2 separate regions of the Homo sapiens genome follow, and region 1 is linked to region 2. A link is a loop called in an ENCODE intact Hi-C map of the cell type or tissue named here. Cell type or tissue: heart left ventricle. All regions are shown on one strand. Links, peaks and the distances in the headings refer to the core of each region. The heading gives the core; the rest is flanking DNA. Region 1 has its middle 44 kb from the start of ACSF3. Region 2 overlaps ACSF3 (acyl-CoA synthetase family member 3).

Evidence for each region. A loop is a pair of places that touch in the nucleus more often than their neighbours do. Peaks named below come from ENCODE experiments on the same cell type or tissue, not always from the same donor. Only the 100,000 strongest peaks of a DNase experiment are listed, where the experiment ranks them.
Region 1: it touches region 2 in a loop (4-fold over the local background); 5 of 110 quality-filtered maps call a loop at or near these places.

What each region holds. Positions count from the first base shown.
Region 1 is chr16:89,041,537-89,057,453 of GRCh38, forward strand. No RefSeq gene overlaps it. Among named protein-coding and RNA genes, the nearest start is that of ACSF3, 44 kb to the right of the region's middle. In heart left ventricle, for the core only: no CTCF peak of the experiment used is centred there; DNase peaks (open chromatin) are centred at 8,315, 8,765, 9,375, 11,605 and 1 weaker place; H3K27me3 peaks cover 4,356 bases.
Region 2 is chr16:89,102,844-89,109,639 of GRCh38, forward strand. The region is part of intron 4 of ACSF3 (acyl-CoA synthetase family member 3); the gene reads left to right. Among named protein-coding and RNA genes, the nearest start is that of ACSF3, 12 kb to the left of the region's middle. RefSeq lists an enhancer at 2,434-2,483. In heart left ventricle, for the core only: no CTCF peak of the experiment used is centred there; DNase peaks (open chromatin) are centred at 2,578 and 2,848.

The DNA.
Region 1 (15,917 bases), core at 6,617-11,616, 55 kb before region 2:
GGCGTCCATGGCAAGGGGCTGGCCTGGGAGCCTGGCTAGGTTGGGGGACTGAGGAAGCGCCTGGCTCCGACTTCCCAGCACTAGGACCAGGAGTGTCCTCGGCCCCTGCCGCTGTCTGGCCCCACCAGCCCTGATCTCACGGCAGCAGCAGCTTTCCTGGTTCTGGGCCACGTCGGTGTCTTCCTGGCAGCAGCAAACTCCTGTGCTCGGCTGGCCCCCCGTGGGTGCCTGTGAGCACTTGCAGAGCAGCTCAGCTATTGGTATTCCCACCACCCTCCCGCCCAGACCTCCGGGCACCCCTAGCCTCCCTGGGCCTCCCACCTAGACCTCAGCATGCCCTTGGCCTCCTCGGGCCTCCCGTCCTGGCCTCAGCACGCCCTTGGCCTCCCCGGGCCTCCCGTCCTGGCCTCAGCACGCCCTTGGCCTCCCCGGGCCTCCCGTCCTGGCCTCAGCATGCCCTTGGCCTCCCCGGGCCTCCCGTCCTGGGCTCAGCATGCCCTTGGCCTCCCCGGGCCTCCCGTCCTGGGCTCAGCATGCCCTTGGCCTCCCCGGACCTCCCGTCCTGGCCTCAGCATGCCCTTGGCCTCCCCGGGCCTCCCATCCTGGCCTCAGCATGCCCTTGGCCTCCCCGGGCCTCCCGTCCTGGCCTCAGCATGCCCTTGGCCTCCCCGGGCCTCCCGTCCTGGCCTGCGTAGCCGTTGCTCTGCAGCTTCCTCTGTTGAACTTGTGCGTGGCACTCACGAGCCCAGGCTTTACTGAGCACATCCTGTGTGCCAGGCGTGGCCGGTGACCAGCAGGTCGCCACGATGTGTGGACAGAAGTGCAGGGTGGGGGCTGACCCGTTGGTCACAGGGCAGTCAGCAGCTGAGCTTAGACTTCCGGAACCCAGGTCTCTGAACCCACAGCCCGTGTTTGGGTCACAGTGTGCTGCTGAGATGGGAGCGGGTGGAGGCGTGTGGCTGGGGTTTCCCAGGCGTGTGGATGGGCGCGGGGCTGGCCTGCCAGGGTGCAGCGATGGGCGCGGGGCTGGCCTGCCAGGGTGCAGCGATGGGCGCGGGGCTGGCCTGCCAGGGTGCAGCGATGGGCGCGGGGCTGGCCTGCCAGGGTGCAGCGATGGGCGCGGGGCTGGCCTGCCAGGGTGCAGCGATGGGCGCGGGGCTGGCCTGCCAGGGTGCAGCGATGGGCGTGGGGCTGGCCTGCCAGGGTGCAGTGATGGGTGTGGGGCTGGCCTGCCAGGGTGCAGACCCCATGCATCTGGTTGCTGTGAAGCTGCTGGGGGGAGCAGGAGGGGTCTGCACCAGGTCTCCAGGCTCTGCGGCCGTCATGGAGAGAGCTTGAGGTTGCTCCTATTCACTGGAGACAGCCGTTGTGGGGTCTTCAACGCTGAGGCCCGTGGGCTCCTGGGTGACCTGTGTGGGGGGCATAGATTAGCCCTGAGTGGGCCCAGGCATGAGGGCGTCTTGGAACTCATCTAACCCAGGTGGCAAACAGGGGCCGCCCGACTGCCAGGGAGAATTGACGAGCAGTGGCGTCCTGGAATTCCCGTGAGGTGGCGGGAGAAGATTCTATGATTGATCCGTCATGCCTGCCGTGGCTCAGGATGGGACCGGCCTCTCAAGCTACAGATCAAGAAACTGAGAAGGGAGTAGCCTAAAGTCACCATGAGAGTGGCCAGGTCTGGGCCGGCCTGGCCTCCACCCCGCAGAGACCATCTCAGCTCTGCTCGCTCAGCCTCGTCCCCGCCTCTGACATCCTTCCATTCCCGCTCATGGCCCTCTCTGTCTGCCACCACCCTCCCCGCCATGGGTGCTTAAAGCCCCCGGCAGCTGCCCTCCCGTCCCCCAACATGGCCCTTCCTGACATGCCAGCCCCTCCCAGCAGCAGAGCCTTCCCTGTCCTGAAGAAGACGGAGCCGAGCTCTGCCATCCAGGCGGCATCTGTGCACAACAGGAACACGGGGACCCCGTGCAAGCCTCATGGCTGCCATCAGGAGACATGACAGCGGGTGGCTCCTGTCCAGCACCTCCCGGGCTGGGGCAGGGCCGTGCAAAACACCATGCGCTCTCCCCATTTGGTCTCACAAGTGCCTGGGGGTGTCGAATGCAGGTGGATGATCATTTCTATATAGAAACACAGATGTGGAAACCATCTCCTGGGAGAACCGGTATTGCCAGGTTGGTGTGGGGCACCAGGCCCTTTCCAAGGGGATGCGCTGCAGACCTCTTAGTAACCCTTAGAATTATTCTCCACTCCACAGACTAGACAGGGGCGAGGAGCAGTTGGGCTGTTTGCTGGCACAGGCCGCAATCCACCATCCGAGCCCTGCACAAGCCTTCCCGACTTCTGAGACCTCACAAGCCCTCACTCAAATCGGGTCAGGATAAATGGCCCAGACTCCCCAAGGGTCTCTGGTGTGGCCCTAGGCCCCAGGACCTTCCAGTCACCTGCACCCTCGCTTGGAGAAGCATGCTTACCCTACAAGGCCCAGGGAAGATACCACCTCCTACAGGAAGCCTGCCTTGACTCCCCCAGTGGACGCTTACTCTCCCTGACTCAAAGGTTCTGCAGGACCTCACCCTCTGCCGGCTGCCCCTGTCACCCTGGTGTGGGGGCAGCGTGTGTGCCCCCCCTCTACCCAGCACTGTACTGATGCCCGATCTGGGGCTGGGGGAGCATTGTGGAGAAAATAGATGAACACTGTGGATCCAGGTGTCTCTGGCTCCTGAAAACTGCAGGTGAGGACCAGCCGAGGAGGGCGTCCCCAGCAGCCCCTGTCCGTACATGTTTGGCACCCAGACAGCCCCCATGTGGTCCTTGCAAAGAAAGGGGGCTGTGGCTGAGCCCAGCACATTGTGTGCAGGGACCGCCCTGGAGTGGACGCAGCGGGAGGGCTGGCCGCACCTCCCATGCACACCCTCTCCCCCAAGCCCCAGACGCGGAGCAGGAAAGAGTTAAGTCCTCTGTGAGCAACTGTGTGAAGGAAGTGGTAAACAATTTTTCTCTCCCTCGGCTAAATTAATATGCAAATTCCCAAGCCCCCCTCCATTCCCTTCCCCTGCCTTGAAATTAGCGAGGTAGAATGCTTGGGCTAATTATGCATTCAAACGAGCAGGCTGCGTTCGCCCGGCACTAAGAAGATGCGGAAAATGATTGTGAGAAGATGGAATTGACATTCGAACGCGGCCCTCCCAGTGCATCTGGAGCCACTCTCCTGCATCCAGCAGATGGAACCCGGCAGTGACCGCCGGCCACCCCCTGGCCCGGGAAAGGGCTGCAGCAACTAGCAGTCGGCTCTGCACCCTGGTCCAAGGTGAGGGAAGAGGGGGGCCCATGAGCAACCATCTAGACCCCCTTTTCCCCACTGCGGAACCCCACGTTGCCAGCCTGGCACATAGAGCTTCCCCAGGAGCCTTTGGTGCTCATATCCAGAGGTCAGAACCTCAGATGGGGGTGCTAGGGTGAAGGCCATGGCAGGCGGCAGGAGCCACAGAGGCTGGACTGGGTCCAGACAGGCGGCCTCAGGCCAGCCGTGTGAAGCAGAGCCTGGAGCTCTGCCAAGGGGCCTCCATGCAGGGCGGGTGGGGGCGGCAGGGCACTTGGGACCCTCGCTGCAGCCACCCTCACCACCAGCCCCGACAGCCACGGCCCCTCCCAAGCAGATGTGCTATAAATTGCCATTGTAAGTAAAATTTTGCTTCAGAACGGAGTTTCTCTGCAAAGTCGGAGTTTGACTAAGAGGGAAACAGAGGCCAGAGGCTGCCTGGCATCAGAGATGGGCGGGGCCAGTAAGGAGCAGGCAGGCTCGGGAGCCGTGACTCTGAAAGCTAAGACGGGCCAGACTGGAACCCTTTCTCACAGGGCCTCGCTCTGCATTTACTGGAGAAACCCAACCTTCCTGCCTGTGGGGGCCTGTCCTACCCCATTCTTCCAGCCACCTCCTACCACACGACACAGGAGCCCTCAGTTTGCACACCATGGGGCCCTCTCCTGGCACGTCCTCTTCCTCACCTCTGTCTCAGGTAACCAGTCTCAGGGCCCTGTCCAGACCGACTGCCTCTGCCCAGCCTTCTGTCTCTCCCCTCGCTCCCTGGGCCACTGCTCTTGTGAAGCTTCATGAGGCCTCTTTTATTCTTGTGGAGCATGGACGCTTAACATTCCCAAAGTCCAGCATGTCTTTCCCACTTGTCTCTAAACACCTGCAGGACACAGCTTTGTGCTGGATCTCTGGAGCACCCATGGCACCTGGTCCTGACCTTAGCTTTCTTAAAGACCTGTCCATGGGGACGCTGATGAAAGGATTGGTTAGGCAGCCCCCAATCTGCTAGACATGCTATTTGTAGCTGCACATGAGAAGGAGGCTCCTTTTGGAAATGTGTGCCCAGCACTTCCGAGGAAGTCCTGGGAGGATCCACACACTGATCCAAGTCCACTCACGCTGCAAGCAGCAGCATTATCATCACCATCATCATCATCCCCACCATCACCATCATCATCATCACACCATCATCTCCACCATCATCATCACCATCATCATCACTATCACCATCACCACCATCCCCACAGTCATCACCATCCCTATCATCACCATCATCATTATCCCCATCCTCACCATCATCATCATCACAACAATCCTTACCCGTTTTCTGGGCATTCACTTGGTACCAGACATCATACAGAAAGGTTTAGACACAGGATCACTTTGAATCTGCACAGCTCTTTTGAGGTATGTACTATTATTATCGTCAGTCTACAGATGAAGAAAGTGAGGTCCCTAGCTAGTGATAGAGCCTGAACTTGAACCTAGGTCCTTCTGACACCAAAATTCCAAGTTCATAGCTCTATATTCTTCTCCCCATTTCCTCATGGACATGCCTTCCAGTGAGGGGACAAAGACCAAAGGAGTGGCTCATCCAAGCATAAATGGAGACCTCTGAGGCCAGAGCTTAAGTCACGACCTGAGGGGTTTAGATTAGACTAAACCCAAGACTTTCAAATAATGTGTGTTTTTAGTTCTCAGAATAACCAAGAGGAAGTGTTTTAGCAACTACAGAGATTCTTGCCTCTCCCAGAATGTGTAAAGACCAGCAGGCTGATGGATTGTGGGTGAGTCAGACCCAGCCCGGTGGCCTTATGGTGCAACCTGATAGGTGTGCCCTTGCCAGGCAGGCCGGCAGGTAGGTCAGGGGCCTGGGGTCTCAGGACGTAGAGACTGTCCCTGCCCTCAGTTGGAGAGGACTGCAGACCCCTTCACTCCCTGACCTGGAGGAAGATGTGTGAGTCTGGGCTGTGGGGGTCACAGAAGCAGCAGGTGGCCTGTCTGCAGGTCCTAGGCCAAGGGCTGACTGGGTCCGGTGACATCCTTTGTGCTGGCGTTAGTTTCCCTCTCTATCCAAGGGCTGACTGGGTCTGGTGACACACTTTCTGCTGGCCTCAGTTTCCCTCTCTATCCAAGGGCTGACTGGGTCCAGTGACATCCTTTCTGCTGGCCTCAGTTTCCCTCTGTATCCAAGGGCTGTGACTGGGTCAGGTGACATGCTTTCTGCTGGCCTCAGTTTCCCTCTCTATCCCATTAGAGTGTTGGACTAGATATTCTCCAATGACCCTTTTCTTGCCTAAAGTTTTGTCATTCCAAGTGCAGAATGCTGTTAATTTGTCCATCTGTCCATCCATCCAAACCCCAAAAGCTTTCACTGGAGGTGTCTGAGTGCACGGCCCTGACGTCTGAAGGAGGCGCAGGTCTAGAAGACATAATGCCAGAGCGGCCCTCGTACCCACAGAGGAGAAGCAGAAGCTCAGAACCTATGGCCAAAGCAAGACACAGGCGGGGAAGTGCCATGTCCTCAGAACCCAGGAGTGCCGGTGGAACAAGCACCTCCGCCCGCCTCCCACCTGCTTCCTTCCTGCCATCCAGGGAGAACAGCCCTGGTTTCCAGGTAGAGGCATCCAGAGCTTCTGTGCCAGCCCCAACGGCCACACAGATGGATGATGGTGTTAAGTACTCATCAGCTGCAGTGAGGCTCCTGGAGCCGCCCATGAGGATGTAAGGTGCAATGTGCACCTCGCTCCTAACACCCAGGGCAGACGTTTGTCAGTGCGGGAATGGCAGGCGGGGGAGGAAGGCAGATCGTCCCGAGGCGTGCATCTCGAAGCCACCTACAGTGCTCATCAACAGGGAGCAGCAGCTCTGAGCAGCCCAGGAGTGGGTGCCAGCCGAAGTCAACAGGCAGGCGGGTAAATGCGTCCCAGCGCGGGGAGGGCTTGGAGAAAGGCCTGGAGCGTGACCCCTGCGTAAAGAAGAAAAGTGGCCGTTCTAGGAGAGGAGCAGTGAGACCCCAGGCTTTGTGGCGGGATGGGCCCCAGAGCACATTTTGGGGGCCTGGTGGGGTGATGGCAGCTGAGACAGGACAAGGCCGCTGGACCCCACAGGCAGTGGCCTCGGGTCTGAGGGAGGCTGTCCCAGTGGCCACCACACCTGGCCAGGCAGGGCCGTCAGGTGGGACCTAGGGGTGGTCACTGACTACTCTGGGCAGGCGCCTCCAGGAGGGGAGGGGAGTCCCAGCACCTGCTCACTTCACTTCCTGGAACCGCCTCCCGCCTGGAGGGCCGGCGCTGCTGGGGGCCAGGGCTGGGATGCTTTGTCCCTCCACGGGGACGGGGACGTATGGCCTCGCTGATTCTCCGCGCAGCCGCTCATTCTGGTGCAGCTGCCGCGCCGCCCTCCAGGCGCTGGGTAACTCCGGGCTGCAGTGCTTCTGCACATTAACACCATTTGTTCCGTGGAACGTGCTTTATTTCCACACCACACGCAGAGCTTATTACCCCGCCAGCAGCTCAGGGAGCAAGACGGCTGGGACCTGGGGAGGCGGAGGGACGACGCGGCCCAAGCCCCCTCCCCCCGCGCGTCCCAGCCCACTGCCCGCATGGGGGAGGGGCACTGGCCGGATCCCTGGGCAGTGAGCTCAGGAGGGCTGGGGCGTCCCAGTCAGGGAGCTGGTTCCCGGGAGGGTCCTCGCTGCTTGTGTGGCCCTGGTGACGATGCCGGGGCTCCTGGATAGATGCGCCCAGGCAGCTTCTTTTCTGGCTCTGCGGCCTCAGGGAAGCAACATGGCCTCTCTGAACTTCTGTCTCCCGAAATGTGGAGGCTGAGACTGTCTCTGTGAATGGTAGGGTAACTGTTTCCCTGCCACTGTAGGTGACAGTTAAGGTCGAGATGACCGCTAAAGACAAAGGCTTGACCCAGAGGCCAGGAGCAAGGGGGCGCGGGAATCACAGAGACTGGGGCAGCCCTAGATCCCCCGGGTAAGCCTTTTGGGCCCCTGCCTGCACAGCAGAGCAGAGCCCAGGGTGAGCCACGCAGGCGCGTGGAGAGGGCACCCCATGTGGGGCAGACTCCCGCTCAGAGGGGCCTCGCTGTGGCCACCACCTACAGACCAGAACCCGGGGCCGGGGTCTCATGGACCTCCTGACTGAGGAGACCTAGCAGAGCCAGACAGGGCCTGTGGACCGAGCAGAGGCTGGTGTGGACTCGGCTGGGGCCCGCTCCCTTCTCCTTTGACCTGGGGCACAAAGGTCCCCTCTGTGTAGGACTCACTGACTGGCCGCTTTCTACTCCTCACACAGTTCCCAGGCCCTGGAACTTTCCATCCGTCTTGTCCTTCTTGCCCTCACCACCCCTGCCCCGAGGTCCTCCGCCCACATGACCTGGTGGGGGCTGGCGTGAATACCTGGAGCGCAAGGCTGGGCAGGTTTTGCTCAACGTCATGAAGTCTGATCTCCACGCACAGAACCCGGCGTGGTGCCCACACCGTGTGCGTGAGCACAGGGACAGAGGTGTGGACGGATGACATCGGGTGACTGCAAGACCAGGCTGGCCACCATGCAGCTAGGGGCGAGGTGGACTCCAGGAGCCTGGTCTTGTTGGCATGGGGTAAGGAGCTCTTGGCCACCAAGGTACTGAAGTAAGAGGTAGGGAGAACCCCTCCTCCCTGGGCCTGTGAGGGTGGTCCTGGACACACAGGTACTGGCTCCCTCCTATGCGGGGTGGCGGCTGCCCTCCCTCCAGAGCCCAGCCCCAGGGCTGATGTGCCCGCACAGCTGGCACTGGGCTCTCGGGAGGCGGAGGCGGCAGGGAGGCCTCTGGGCTGGGGGAGGGCGCAGCAGCTGGACCCCTGACCCTTAGCAGAGCAAAGGGGAGGCGGAGGCCCAGCCACTGTCTCGGGAGGCACAGTGGGCGGCCGGGGTTGGCACAGGGGGAGGGGCTGGCCGGGCGCCCACTCCTTCCTAGGGTTTGTTGGGAGGCCAGCTCCCTCTCCATGGTGCGTGGAGCTGCAGAAGGCTTTATGTCAAGAGGCAGAAAGGCCCATGAATATTTCATTAGGGAAGCGATGTGAGGCTGCCAGGAACATCTGGCAGGAGTCTCTAGGGAGCTCCGAGCCGGCGCGGGAAGCAGGGACTGTGAAATTCGGAGGTGGAGGGAGGAGGGCTGCGGCAGGCAGCAGGGTCCCCTGTTCTGCTGTGGCCCAGCAAGGCTGCGCCCCTGACAAAGACCAGCCCTGTGCAGGGGCAGCTGTGGGTGAAACAGTGGGGGTGATGGCAGGGCCAACTTCCTCGATCCCGGGACAGCCCCCTGCCCACCCTTCCTACTCAGGCTCATGGCCGGGTCAGAGCAGCTGAGGGTGGGAAGGGGCCTGAGAGACAGTCTTGACCTGGGTCAGGCAGGGCTGGAATGGGGCGCCGCAGGGGCGGCACACACCCGGGGCATGGGACGGGGCTGTGGTTGGGGCCGGAGGGACCTGCACCTGTTGCTGGAAGCCCAGTGGGCAGCCAGGACCCCGGAAGCCCCTCAGTGGGTGAGGTGCCTGCTGGGTGTTCAGGCCTGCAGGTGAGGGGTGGGGGGTGAGAGGTTGGGGGGGGGACCTTGCCCAGCAGAGCGGGAGAAGCCCGGTCCCCAGTCTCCATCGTGGGGGCCGCAGCTTCCAGCTTGTCCCACCCTCCATGCCATTTTCAGGTCCCCTGGGGCCCTCGAGGGAGGGGCATCCACTCATGCCACTCTCCTCACGACTGAGGCCTGGGACCCACAGGTGCTGCCATCCCACCCAGTGCAGACCCAAGCCAGGGTTCCAGCCAGCACCTCGCCCATCTAAGTCTCCTCTGGGAATCCTGGAATGTGTTGTGCCCCGCCCCCCACCCCTGAGCCTGAGGGGCCAGGGCCACTGCTGTGTCCCCAAATCCCCGGAGCCCCCCTGCCTGAGTGTTTATCCCACTGACACCCATGCTGGGGCCCACCCTGCCCGCCCTCCACGCCTGTGCCATCTGAGGGCAGGGACTGCAGGGCCGGGTCCAGGCGGCCACTGGGGAAGCTCACCTGCGCCAAGGCCCACCCGGGATGACCCCACCGCCAGCACTTCCAAGGGGAAGCCCCCGTCATGAAGTGTTGGCCAGAGTCGGACTGAAGCCGCCACAGCAGCGCCTCCCGGGGCTTAAGGGGAAGAGGAGGCTGAGGATGGCCAGTCCCTGGGAGCCCCGCCGCACCTCCGCCCCCGGGATGTCTCAGGCTGGGCCTCTGCGGGGCTCTGAGCCTTTCCCTGAAGCTCTGAAGCACAGCCCAGACCCCTCGTGGGCCTTCAGTCCTGCCGGCTCTGTCCGACCCCAGGACCCTGTGTTCCCGACCTCTGCCCGACCCCTGGGCGTCTGGACCAGATGACCACTGCCCTCCCCCGCCCCCCCAGCCCTCCCTGCCCCTCAGCCCAGCCCGGGCTCCTGACCTTGGCCTCAGAGGCCCCTCCTAGCCCCTTCAAGGTGGAGGCTCCTGTGGGCCAGCCCGACTCTAGGCTCGGAGTTTTAAGGTCCATGGGCCTAACCTCCTCCCGGGCTTGGAGGAGCTGGGGGCCCAGCCACCCAGCCATCTTTACCCCAGCCCCTGCCCATGTGCTCTAATCGCCCCTCCAGTGCAACCTTCTTTCTGGGACTGGATTGGCTGCCCAGAGCATTGACTGGGACAGCGGCCAGCCCAGAGCCCCCGGCACAGCCAGGGCCCCTCTGTGCCATGCTCCTGCCAGGGCATGGGTCTGGTGCCAGCCTCTGCCAGCTGATGCTGTGGCTGGCAGCCTCTGCCATCCTGCTCGCCATGGATCACGCTGAGGGGCCACAGCCAGACGCCGGGACTAACACCCCCAGCCCTGCCAGCTCCACGCTGGCCCACCTGGGTGTCACCCACCTTTCTGCAGGTGAAAATCCCCTCTCCCACGGCCCCCAGCTCTTTCTGCCCAGCCTGTAATTGCTGGGAAGGGCAGCAGGACTTTGCCTTGGAGCTGCTGGGGAGTCCCTCACCTCGGGCTCCTTCCCACCCTCAGCAGCTGGGCTTGCTGCACCGTCACCCGCACTCCTGCTACCACACGTTTGGCGTCTGTCCCATCGTTCCGCACAGGCTCTGAGGCACCAAGCCAGGCTGGGAGCAAGAGGTGGGGCGGGGGCTCCGGGAAGACGAGAGGGAAGGCAGACGCACTCCCCTAGGAGCCCTGGGCCCCAAGATACAGCCCTGCAGCCCACGCATGGGGACAGCGACCAACATTTGGGGACCATCTGGGGGACTATACGGAACTGGGCAGAGGAGACCTGGCCCTGGGGGCCCACAGGGCATCAGGCGGAGGTGATGTGGCCGACCCCATGCTGGCCCCACCGAGCCCACCCAACCGAGCTCCCTGGAGGACGAAGGGCCAAGCACAGCTGGAAACAGGCCCCAGGGCGACGCTGGGGAAGCCGAGAGGAGCCGTCCTCTACCAGGCTGGCCCAGAACCCTGCGGGATTCAGCCCTCCCTGATGCTGCCACGCCCTGCAACCCAGAGCCAGGCCAAGATCCGGCCCCGGCCTCTGGCACCCGACGCAGATGCCAGGCGCCCACACCCCGCGAGCCCGCACGCTTTACCTGCGCTGCTGCTGCCAGGATCCACCTGCCCCAGCCGGCCCTCCCTGGCACCTCTGCCAACTGCTGCCGCCTCCCGCCACGGCTGCCAGCGATCGCGGTGGGTTTTGTGGATAGGCGTTTGGCCCCCTGCAGCCGCTGGCATACGTCGGTGGCACGCGTCCATCCTCACCGCAAGCTGCCCGCACCTTCCTCCTCCCCGTGCCTCCGGAGTCCCCAGTGCCAGCTCGGAGGGGAGTTGGCACGGATGGAGGCTGGCCAGCGTCTCGCGGCTGAGTATAGGCACGCTTCTTTTTTTTTTTTTTTTGTATTTTAAACACACACACATATTCTCACACGCACACACGCCAAGCCCCCACCCCTGGCAACACACATCCCTCCTGTCAGGAGCAGACATAGCCAAGAAAGCCCAGAGCAGGCGGGGGCAGAGAGAAGGGGCTTCGCCGAACGGAGGAACCTCAGCCCGCAGCTCTGTCCCTGCCCGTCCCCATTGCTCTCCCTCTTACGTAAACCACCAGGAAGAAGAAGAGGAAACACGGATCCACGTCACATCGAGGAGCCTCCTGATTGGGCGTACCTTCCCCTGCCAGGTCCCCTGGGACACACGCCAGCCCCGGCCACCCTGTCCCCTGCCCAGCCCCCCGCCTCCCCCAACGGTCTGCCACGGTGACCACACCCAGCTCCCTGCGTTTCTTCTCTTGAAAGGCGTTTATTCATCGAGTGCCAACCCTGGCTCCTGTGCGGACACGGCGGCTGGCAAGACAGCAGGGCTGGCCGAGAGTCTGGCGGGATGACCCCGGGGGTTGTTGCCTGCCATGGGCACAGTCCGGGAGTCCTGACCTACGTCTGAGGGCCAGAGGGCATCCCAACTGGACGTGAAAGGCCAGCCTCAGGCTGAGGACGGGGTGGAACAGAGCCTCGGCCAGGCTCCTGCTAGAGAGCGGTTGCCGGCACTTGCTCTGTGCTGACCCCGCTGTCTCTGTCGCCTCCCTTGCTTGAAGAGCCCCATGTTGGTTATGCATGACCTCTGACCCTGGAGACGCAGGTGACAACTCCCGGGCATCGGGGAGACGAGGTGTTGGGGACAGAGCCGGCGGTCATAGCCTCCAGCTCCTCTTCCTGCATGGAGTGACCTGGCGCCGCGAGGTGGAGCTGGTGTCCGAGCCCTGAGGATGAGGCTGCTCCCTCCGCAAGGTGGGCGAGGAGCCAGGAAGAGCCAAGGGAGTGGCCACCCTGCCCTGACGGCCACCAACGGCCACCACGTCACCCTAGAAGACAACCCAAGCCCGTCTCCCCACACCTCGCGGATGGTGCAGTGCAGAGAGAAGGCCGGGCGGGTGCTGGGGGGCCCATCTCCCCGAGCCTTGCAAATAGTGCAGTGCAGGGAGAAGGCCGGGCGGGTGCTGGGGGGCCCGTCTCCCTGTGACTCGTGGACGGTGCGGTGCAGGGAGAAGGGCGGGCAGGTGCTGGAGGACTGAGTGAGGCCCCTCCAGGATGGCTCCCTGCCCCTCCATGCGCTGGGTCCTCGGGCCAGGACAGGTTGCATCTGGGTCACCAGCCCCCTCACACCCGCTCGCCTGAAGGCGGCCGACCCTGGCCACTGGTCGCCTGGTGGCAGAAGCCTCTTCTGGGCATTTTCAGGCACCGCAATGCTCTTCACAGCGTTAACTTTTTTTTTATCCAACCAAGGACAACCTCAGCTTCAGAAAGCCCTGGAATGCCCCACAATGGACAAGCAAGGAACACCCTCCGGGACGGACCGCGAGACTCGGCCCTGAGATGCCTCAATACCCTGGACACCCCAGAACCTCAGATTGCGTGGCTGGGGCTCCTGCGGCCACCCTGCTCCCCAGAACCTCGTCGTCTTCCCGGTGCCCTGCGGCAGGAACACAGGGCTGGAGCCGACCCCCAGGGCATGGCTGGGAGCTGCGGGAGTGAACGGGGAGTTAACCCCCAGGGCATGGCTGGGAGCTGCGGGAGTGAACGGGGAGCTGCCTGTGGCATCTGCCCTGTGGCTGTCACTCCCCTCACCTGTTCCCAGCCCGTGTCTGACAGGTCCCACCCTGGGCCCTGCCCCATCCCGCCCTCGAGGCCACGCCCCCTCTGTGCCACCCAGGCTGCTCCTGGTCACAGTTTGCATTTAGGCTGCAACCTCTGACCTCAGGCCCCTGGGTCTTCCTCTGCATTGGGCATTCCCAGGCCCCAGGCTGGAGGAGGCTCTGGGAGGTACGGCCTAACCCTGGGATTGGGGAGGTCAGGGGCCTGGGCTACTCAGCTGACCTTGTGGCCTTGCCCTGGAACCCGGCCCCTGCTGCCTCCCTGGGTTCACTCTGTTCCACCACACGGGCCTTCTTGCTGCCCCTGAAATGTTCTGGGAGCTCCTCCGCCGAAGCCCTGGCTGTTCCCTCAGCCTGGACGCTCCTCCTGCATGTCCCGGAGGTGGCTCTGTGGCCCGCTGTGGCTACCCAGCAGGACCTGAGGTCTGAGGCCCACTGTGACCGCTGCAGGTGCATGTGATGTGAGGCGCAGGAGCTGGGAGAAGGGCAAAGCCCACCTTCCTCTGCAGCTGCTGCCTGTTCTCAGCTCATCTGGAAGAGAAGGGAAGGTTCAGAGTGCGGGGCCGCTCAGTGGGAATCAGCACAGACCTGCCAAGCACCCTCGTGGCGCTGACCTTTCCTTTAACCTCCCGGGTGCCTGGGCGCGTCCTGCTAAAATGAAACGAAGAGCAGATGTGAACTCGGGACAATGAACCACCAGCGTGTCCAGCTGTGGGGCTGGGACCCCTTCAGGATGCGATCAGATCAAGGCAGGCAGAAGGGCCGTTCCCGCAGCCACAGTCCGACTACAGAGTGACACCATGGGCTGGAGTGACCGCCGGGGAGGGACGGAGCCTGGAACCATCAGTGCCTGGCCTCCCCCAACCCTGTGTGGGCAGCTGCTGGTGTTCAGCCCCCACCCTGCCAGCCCCCACCTGGGCTCCACCCATCACCCCGACAGATGGGCTGAGTCAGGGGACCCCCATCGAGAGTCAGCACCCTGCTGCCGGCAGGTCGCACACCTCCGTCACGGGGCACCACTGGCAGGGTCTCAGGAGCCCCGACACCTTCCGAGGCCTCTCGGGGTCAGCACCTCCCCAGCCAGGGCCTCCAGTTCCCCGAGCGGGTGCCACCAGGCTGCTACCCCTGGAAGAGAGGCATCTCCTGATGGCTGTAGAAGGGGCCCCTCTCCTGGGCTCACGGCTCTGTGGGCCTCCCTGCCCGGGCTCATGCAGGGCACCTGGCCTCCTGGAGCTGGGAGCAGAGGCTGAGCCCGTCCTGGGGTTCTTGCTGGTCCCACACGTGCAGAGATGTGCAGACAACAGGCTCAGCTTCGCACGTCTGTACCTCAGCTTCCTGAGTAGGATGTGAGGGCTCAGTGAACCCCCAGATTCAAACATCAGGGCCAGTGCCACAGCCAAAGCCCCATCCCCAGAGCAGGTTAAATGTCACTGTACAGCCATGTGCGGTGGCCGGGTCCGGGTGCTCTGGCTGTGATGTTGCGTGCCCCGCCTGTGTGTGTGCGTGAGCGTGGGTGGACTTCCAAGTGTGTGCAGAGTCACATGCGGGTGATCCTAGGCGTGCATCCGCCTGTGAGCACGTGGGAGAGTGCGCCACCCGTGTGTGTGGTCCGTGAGCATCCACCAGGTGCATACACACCACGAGCCACTGTGAGCATGCAGGGTTGCGTGTGTGCCCATGAGCCTCCATGAATGTGCAGGAATGCATGTGTGTCTAGGCGTGTGTGTCCGTGTGCACCTGTTTATGTGACCGTGCTGCAGTAGGTGCTGGTAGGCAGGAACCCAAAACCTGCAACAGCCCTGCCTGGCAATGTTCGTCCATTTCTGTGGTGTAAACTCTCCCACCAACTTCAAGCTATGACATGATGTAACTCAATTATGATGTGATGTCACTCAGTTTGGAGTGGGGAAGAGGGGAGCCCCATCGGCTCCCACAACCGGTTCAGGCGGCTCCAGCACCACTGGCCATGTGCACCTGCCTGCACACGTGTGTGACAGCATGAGTGTGATTGTCTTGCCCTGAGTCCCCACGTGGCACTGCTTGTCACTGTGGGCCTGGTGTGCGTGTCTCTGGGTGTGCCACGCTCAGTGCTGGGCACCCTCCATTCCATCAAGCCTCAGTGTCAGCCCCTAGGTGAGCCCTGGGGACCAGCGAATGGGTTCCTTCTGCTGGGAACTACCTGGTCACCCCACCCTGCTCCTCCACACGGCCATGGCAGCCAGCATCAGTGCAGAGCCAGGGTCCCATGGCCCACCCTGCAGACCCTCCTGGTGGCTGACAGTTAAGATTGGAGGGAGGCAGGGCACCCGGGTCAGCCCGGATAGCCAGCCTCGTTGGCAGCGGCCTTCCCGTCTTCAGTGAAGCGGGCCACGCTCAGGAAGAGAGTTCTCAGGCAATCGTGGGGTCCCAGGTGCCTTGGCCCTTGGCTGCACTGACAGCACTTTCCCAGCCATGCCCAGTGATGCTGGGGGCAGCCCTCTAGAGCCTCGGGTTCTCAGTGGCACCCCCAACACCTTGGATTCCACCTCATGAGGACAGCCTGTGCCTCAGAGCGACCACCACTCCTGCCTTAGTGCATTCAGGAATTGGGCCGACGGCAATGTCAGGACGTCCTCACAGGGCTGTGGGGCCAGCCAGCCCTGGGTTATCCGTTCTTCCCACCTCTCTGCAGGGCTGGGATTGGCTGTCCCACTTCACGCAGGAGGCAGCAGGCCCAGCGGGGAGAGGTCACTTGTCCAAGGCCTGGACTCTCATCTTGGGTTACCTCCACCAATCCCAGCTGTCCTCGAGGTCACCAGCCCCAGCGCCCACAAAGCACTCAGCAGTGCCAGCCCAAGAGAGAGTGGGCAAAGCCAGCTGGACACAGGAGCCCCTGCCCTCCTTCCTGTCCTCCTCCTCCCAGGTGGACGCGGGATCCCCTGTCCTCCTTCTGTCCTCCT
Region 2 (6,796 bases), core at 396-5,395:
AGCCTAAGCGCCTTTCGCTGGTTGGGGTCAGGGCTCTCGGCCGCGCCCTCAGACTAGGCATCTTTTCCTGGTGTGCAGTCGCCCCTATCCACAGGGGACGTGCCAATGCCGAGACCCTGGGTAGCATGGAACCCTGTACCTACGATGCTTTTTGCTATACATACGTACCTATGATAAAGCTTAATTTATAAGTTAGGCACAGTAAGAGGTTAACAATAACAGAACAGTTATAACCATGTACTGTAATCAAGTTATGTGAAAGTGCTCTCTCTCTTCAAAATACCTTCCGGTACTGTGCTCGTCTGTTGTGAGACTGCAGTGGGCCACGCGTCATTGAAACCGTGAATAGTGAGACTGGATGAGCGGAGGTGACTGTACAGGCCCTGCTGCCCGCGAGCTCCTGCGGCTGCGGCGAATGCTCACGCGCTTGGTTTAAAATAATGCGAGTTTGTTCTTACATGCTTGGAGGCCAGGATTCTGAGACGAGTCTTGCGGAGCTGATGCTGGGTGTGGTAGGGCTGCTCCGTCAGGAGGCTCCAGGGCAAAGTCCGTTCCTGCCTCTTGCAGCTCTGGAGGCCGCCTGTGCCCTTGGCTCCAGCTGCTTCACGTCCAGCTCTGCTTCTGCAGGCACACGGCCTTCTCTCCGTAGTCAGGGCTCCCTCGGCTTCCCTTTGTGCAGCCTATGCGGATATTCCAAGATCATCTCCCATCTTGAGGTCCTTCGCTTCATCCACCTGCAGTTCCCACCACTGCGAGAGGTGACACATTCGGGGTGTAGGGCGTAGGGCGTGACCCTTTGAGCTATGATGTGGCCACTGTGGCAGCCCTCGGTTACTCCAGAGTACTGGCCCAGCTGGAGAGCTGCTTGCTGCGGAGGGTTACTTTGGAGTATTGGCCCAGCTGAAGGGCTGCTGTGGAGTCTCTGTCTCCCCTCTCTGCATGGCTTCCTCTGTAGCGTCTCCCTTGGAGCAGGCAGGGAGGGAAGGACGCGGTGCTGGTCACACAGAGCGCTGGGGTGGGAGCAGTCATCGCCGAGCTGCTGCGCGCAGCCTTGCCTGTGCAGGGCTGTCTCCAGGCAGATCAGGGATGCTGCTTTGGAGGGAAAGGACCTGGGCTCGAGGCGGGACCCTGTGCACAGCATCGGGCCTCGCCTGTCAGTTGGGGATGGCGGTGGCTTTTAGGAGTTGCTGTGGCCCTGTGTGCATTCTAGCTGACTGCAGGCAAGAGTCACTCACCAGGCTGCAGAGGGCATGAGGGGCAGGCCTTGAGCCCACAGGAAGGACACGGTGTGCGTATGTCACAGGTGTGGTGAAGCAGAGCCCTCCGGTGAGGCCATGGACGTTTACCAGCCTCTGCCCGTATAATGAATATGCCTTTTATTCACAGGAAAAAAAGTTTAACACGTGAATGTATGGAAAAGCCCTTAGAATTTGGATCGTATCATGATGGTTCTCAGCACAGAGGAGCCCATCTCTGAGGCCAGATGCCTGGGACTGGGCTCTTGGTCTGTGCGGGGTTGTTCTGCAGGGCAGACGTCCCGGCCAGCAGAGGCACAGCCCTAAAGCCCAGAGCACAGCAGCCACCAGTGGCCGGCCCCACACTCACCGCTCTTGCCAGGACTCTTCCTGTCTGAAGTCTTTCTGGCCCCATCGAAGGCTGTGTGGAGCTCTGAGGCCTCTGACCGGGAGCTCAGGACCCAAACCCTAGTCAGGTGTGAATTTCGCCAGGAAGGGGTCCCTGCAAGCAGTCAGCCCTGCCCACCTTCCCTCTGCTTCTCCTGCCGCTGAGAGGCCCATCCTCTTCTCTGCAGGGCATCCAGCCCCACACGGTGGCTGGAGGTGGAGAGAAGGCAGCTTTTCTGGCCCTCCACCTCTCTGACCTTCAGTCTCATCCCCGGAAAATAAGGTTGGAGGCCGGCTCACAGTGGGCACAAACTTGGAAAAGAGAAGGGGCTCTTCTCTAGCCTCCACTGGAGGCAAGGTCTCACAAGAGAAGCCAGTATGTAGAACAGCTTTGTACGAGCAAGTGAGCCTGTTTCTTCACAGATGATAACATTGGGCTTTAGAGAAAGACCTCTTTAAAATCTAGCAGTTACTACCGTGCCAAAGAGAGGTGGCTGCCAGCACACTTGCGTGATTAGCCGTCAGCTCCCTCCACTGCTCTTCAGGACGCCTGTAGCCACAGAGCCTCCCTGAGGGCCCCGTCGCCAGGGTCACCTCCTGAAGAGCCTCCCTGAGGGCCCCGTCGCCAGGGTCACCCCCTGAAGAGCCTCCCTGAGGGCCCCGTCTCCCTAACACATTCCACATTCTTGTTGGCTTCAGTCCTTATTTTTCACAGACATCTCAGCCCTGACCCCAGCTGCGACACAGCAGTCTGTTAAGATGGCAGACACTGCGGCTGCCTCATCTGCGTGGTCCATCCCGGAGACATCTGCCTGGCGCTCTGCTCCAGGCCTTCCTGGCTCCCCTGGTAGGGATCTGGCTCAGTGACCCGACCCTCCTTGCGGCTCTCTCTGGGGTGCGCCCTGCATGGACACAGCTGTCCTTGGTGAACGTCTGCTGAGTCAAAGTGGTTTTGCTGCAGTGAGTTCCCCGTGAGTGCACTGTGTGGGTGGTGCAGCGCCTGGTGTGTAGGGAACTTCCATGCCTTTGCTGTGTCTCTGGGGGCTCCTCTGACGGGGCAGCTCCCTCCTCTCCGCCTTAAGCTCCTCCTTTCCTTTGGCGGTCAGCTCTGTCCAGGGTGTCAGTTTCTGTGCCTGTGACTGGGCCCCCTCAACCTGCCCCACCTTGGCCTCTGCTCCTTGGCAGCCTGGCCCTGAACCTCTGTTGGGGGCTGCCCGGGCGCTGACGGTGGCTGGTCTACCATGGTCACTTGGGCAGAGGCAGCAACGGCCATTGTCGTGGACCGTGCCAGGGCGAGATGCAGCTGGCAGGGGCAGAGGCAGAACATCTCCCAGGGAGCTGAGGGCAGGTTGGTTCCATCGTCCCGGAGGGCAGGTTGGTTCCATCCTCCCAAGTAAAGAGTGTGTTACCCTCAGGGCGAGAGGCAGGTGGGTGTGGGTGCTGGCGCAGGCCAGCTGTCAAGGATCTGGGCTTTCTGGTCTTGCTGCTTCTCCAGCACTGCATGAATGACACCACCTGGCCCTTTCCAGTGCCCACAGGCACACGGCTTGGGAGCTGCTGCTGCGGCGTCTCTGCCCAGGGGCATCTGCCAGGGGGTCCCTGCCTTGGGGTCTGTGTCCCAAGGGCGTCTGCCCAGGGATTTCTGCTCCGAGAGTGTCTACCCTGGGGTCTCTGCCTGGGGATCTGCTGTCATCTTCCAGACACTGCAGACTGGCTCATTAATGGACACGGGAAAGCCTCAGACCTTCAACGGACACGGGAAAGCCTCAGACCTTCACCGTTTTTGACACTTACTTGGGATTTTTCTTTAAACTATGCTGTGAAAACTTAATTTTTTTTTTTTTTGAGATGGAGTCTCGCACTGTTAGCCGGGCTGGAGTGCAGTGGCACGATCTCGGCTCACTGCAACCTCCGCCTCCTGGGTTCAAGCGATTCTCCTGCCTCAGCCTCCTGAGTAGCTGGGATTACAGGCACCTGCCACCACAGCCAGCTAATTTTTTGTATTTTTAGTAGAGACGGGGTTTCACTATGTTGGCCAGGCTGGTCTAGAACTCCGGACCTCATGATCCACCTGCCTCAGCCTCCCAAAGTGCTGGGATTACAGACGTAAGCCACTATGCCCAGCTGAAAACTTAATATTTAAACAAATTTGATGCTGTGGCTACAAAGGATTGCAACTCTTTTCCATAAACTCCAAGTTTCAGGGTTTTCCAACTTTAGGAATTTCTATGTGTAAAATCCAGCTGTCAGCGTTATTGAACTTTGGGATTTTGTCTAAGATTGTGTGGAAGAATGTGTAGGATACAAGTGTGGGGTGACCAGACACCTGCGGTGGTGCTGAACGATCTCAGACGCGGTGTCTTCAAGTCATCCTGCACAGAGGGCCGTGGGTGTCAGTGCCTGCAGGTGACGGATGGGGTTGGGGGAGAGGAGGAGGATGCCGGAAGATGGATGTGCAGCCACAGCCTCTGGAGATCAAAGTCACCACTGACGAGACAGCCAGAGGCTCAGATCAGTCACTCGTCTCCAACAGCACTGCCCTGGCCGACTTCCTCAGGATCGCAGCATGGACTCAGGAGGGCTGCCATCTGGCAGGGTCTGTGCTGTGGCAGCTCAGGTTAGAGCAACAGGCCTGCTCCTGCCACCTCAGAAGCACTTGCTAGTTAGTCAAATGTTATGGCGCCCTTCAGGGGGCCTCCAGGTCTTTCACGTCTTGGAAGTGTGGCAACACATTGGGATGTGCTGGAGGAAGAAGGTCACCCTCGGCTCTCAGTGCCCTTCTTTAGGGCAGCAGCTGCCCTCTGAAGATTTGGATGAATTCCAAGAAAGACCGTCCTTCGTGTCTTTCACCTCCGCGCCTGCTCCCTGCCCCTCAGCCTTGTCCCGTTGCGTGCATGCTGTCCCCGCCTCAGCACCATCCTGCTACACGCATGCTCTCCCCACCTCGGCACCATCCTGCTACACGCGTGCTCTCCCCGCCTCGGCACCATCCTGCTACACGCGTGCTCCGTTTTCCGTGCCTCAGTGTCACGTTTGTGTTTCTGGTTCACTGTGCTGTTGATCTGTGTGTTACATCAAATGCAGTTTGTTCTTTTTACGTTGCTGTGTTGTATTTCCTGGTGTGCAGAAGCCACAGTGCGCTTATCCATTCTGCTCTTGAAGGACTTGAGATTGTTTTCAGTTTGTGGCTATTAGAAGTCACGGTTGCTATGAACATTCTCACACAGATGTCCCTGTGGACAGTTCCCTTGGATCCGCAACTCCCAGTGCCGGCTCACAGGCTAGATGTATGTTTCATTTCAGTGGAAACTGCGGAAGAGTTCTCAAACGTGGCTGCATGTTTCACACACCCCAGCCCCAAATGTGGCTGCATGTTTCATACGCCCCCAGCCCCATTCTGCTGGTACCAATTTACTGTATTAGTCCGTGTGCACACTACTGATAAAGACATACCCAAGACAGGGAAGAAAAAGAGGTTTAATTGGACTCGCAGTTCCACATGGCTGGGGAGGCCTCAGAATCATGGTGGGAGGCAAAAGGCACTTCTTACATGGCGGTGGCAAGAGAAAATGAGGAAGAAGCAAAAGCGGAAACCCTTGATAAACCCATCAGATCTCATGAGACTTATTCACTATCATGAGAATAGCACAGGAAAGACCGGCCCCCATAATTCAATTACCTCCCCCTGGGCACCTCCCACAACACGTGGGAATTCTGGGAGATACAGTTCAAGTTGAGATTTGGGTGGGGATGCCATCAAACCATATCAGGAGTCCTTAAATTTGTTAAATTCCCCACATGTCTCCTCTTCTGGTGCCTTCATTTGTCCCTACAGAGGTTCTCCGCGAAGCACTGTGCTTCCCCCAACTTGTTTCCCTTCAGCCTGGAGAACTTCTTTTCAATAGTTCTTGTAGTGCAGCTTTGCTGACAACAAATCCCTCAATTTTGTTTCACTGAAAATGTTTTTATTGCACCTTCCCTTTTCAAAAACAGCTCTATCGAGATACAGTTCACACACCGCAAAATTCATTATTGTAAATTTTGAATTAAGTAGCCATTACCTCAAACCAGTGTCCATTTCCCCCCATTCCCAGCCCCTGGCAACCACGAATCTGCTTTCTGCCTCTAGGATTTCCTTGTTTGAGATGGCAGCGTGTGCAAATGGGGCGTGTCACACTCAGTCTTTTATTCCAGCTTCTTTCACTTGCAGGATGGTTCTGAGTTTCATCCATGTTCTACTGTGTGTATTAATAACTTGTTCCTGAATAGTACTTCATCATATGGATATACCACATTTTCCTCATCCATTCACCATCTGATGGGCATTTGGACTGTTTCAGTTTGGAGCTATTATGAATAATGCTGCTATGAACATTTACATATAAATCTCTGTAGACATTCATTCATCTTACATAGACACAGAGGGATAGAATTGATGGGTTGTATGGTGACTTTCTGTTTAATGTTTTAAGAAACTGTCAAACTGGCCGGGCACGGTGGCTCACACCTGAAATCCTAGCACTTTGGGAGGCCGAGGCAGGTGGATCACTTGAGGTCAGGAGTTTGAGACCAGCCTGACCAACAGGGTGAAACCCTGTCTATACTAAAAATACAAAATTAGCCAGGCACCGTGGTTCACACCTGTAATCCCAGCTACTCGGGAGGCTGAGGTAGGAGAATTGCTTGAACCCAGGGGGCGGCGATTGCAGTGAGCCAAGATCACACCACTGCACTCCAGCCTGGGCAACAGAGCAAGACTGTCTCAAAAAAAAAAAAAAAAAAAAAGAAAAGAAAAGAAACTGGCAAACTGTTTTCCAAAATGGCTGTGTTGCTGTACGTTCTCATCAGCAGCGTATGAGAGTTTTCATTTCTTTACGTCCTGCCAACACTTGTCACTGGCTTCAGTTTGCGTTTCCCTAATGACTACTGATGTTAAGCTTTTTTTTTTTTTTTTTTTTTTTTTTGAGATGGAGTCTCACTCTGTCGCTCAGGCTGGAGTGCAGTGGCTCAGTCTCGGCTCACTGCAATCTCCGCCTCCTGGGTTCAAGCGCTTCTCCTGCCTCAGCCATCTCAGCAGCTGGGATTACAGGCGCACAGCTCCAGGTCCAGCTAATTTTTTGTATTTTTATAGAGACCAGGTTTCACCGTGTTGGCCAGGCTGGTCTTGAACTCCT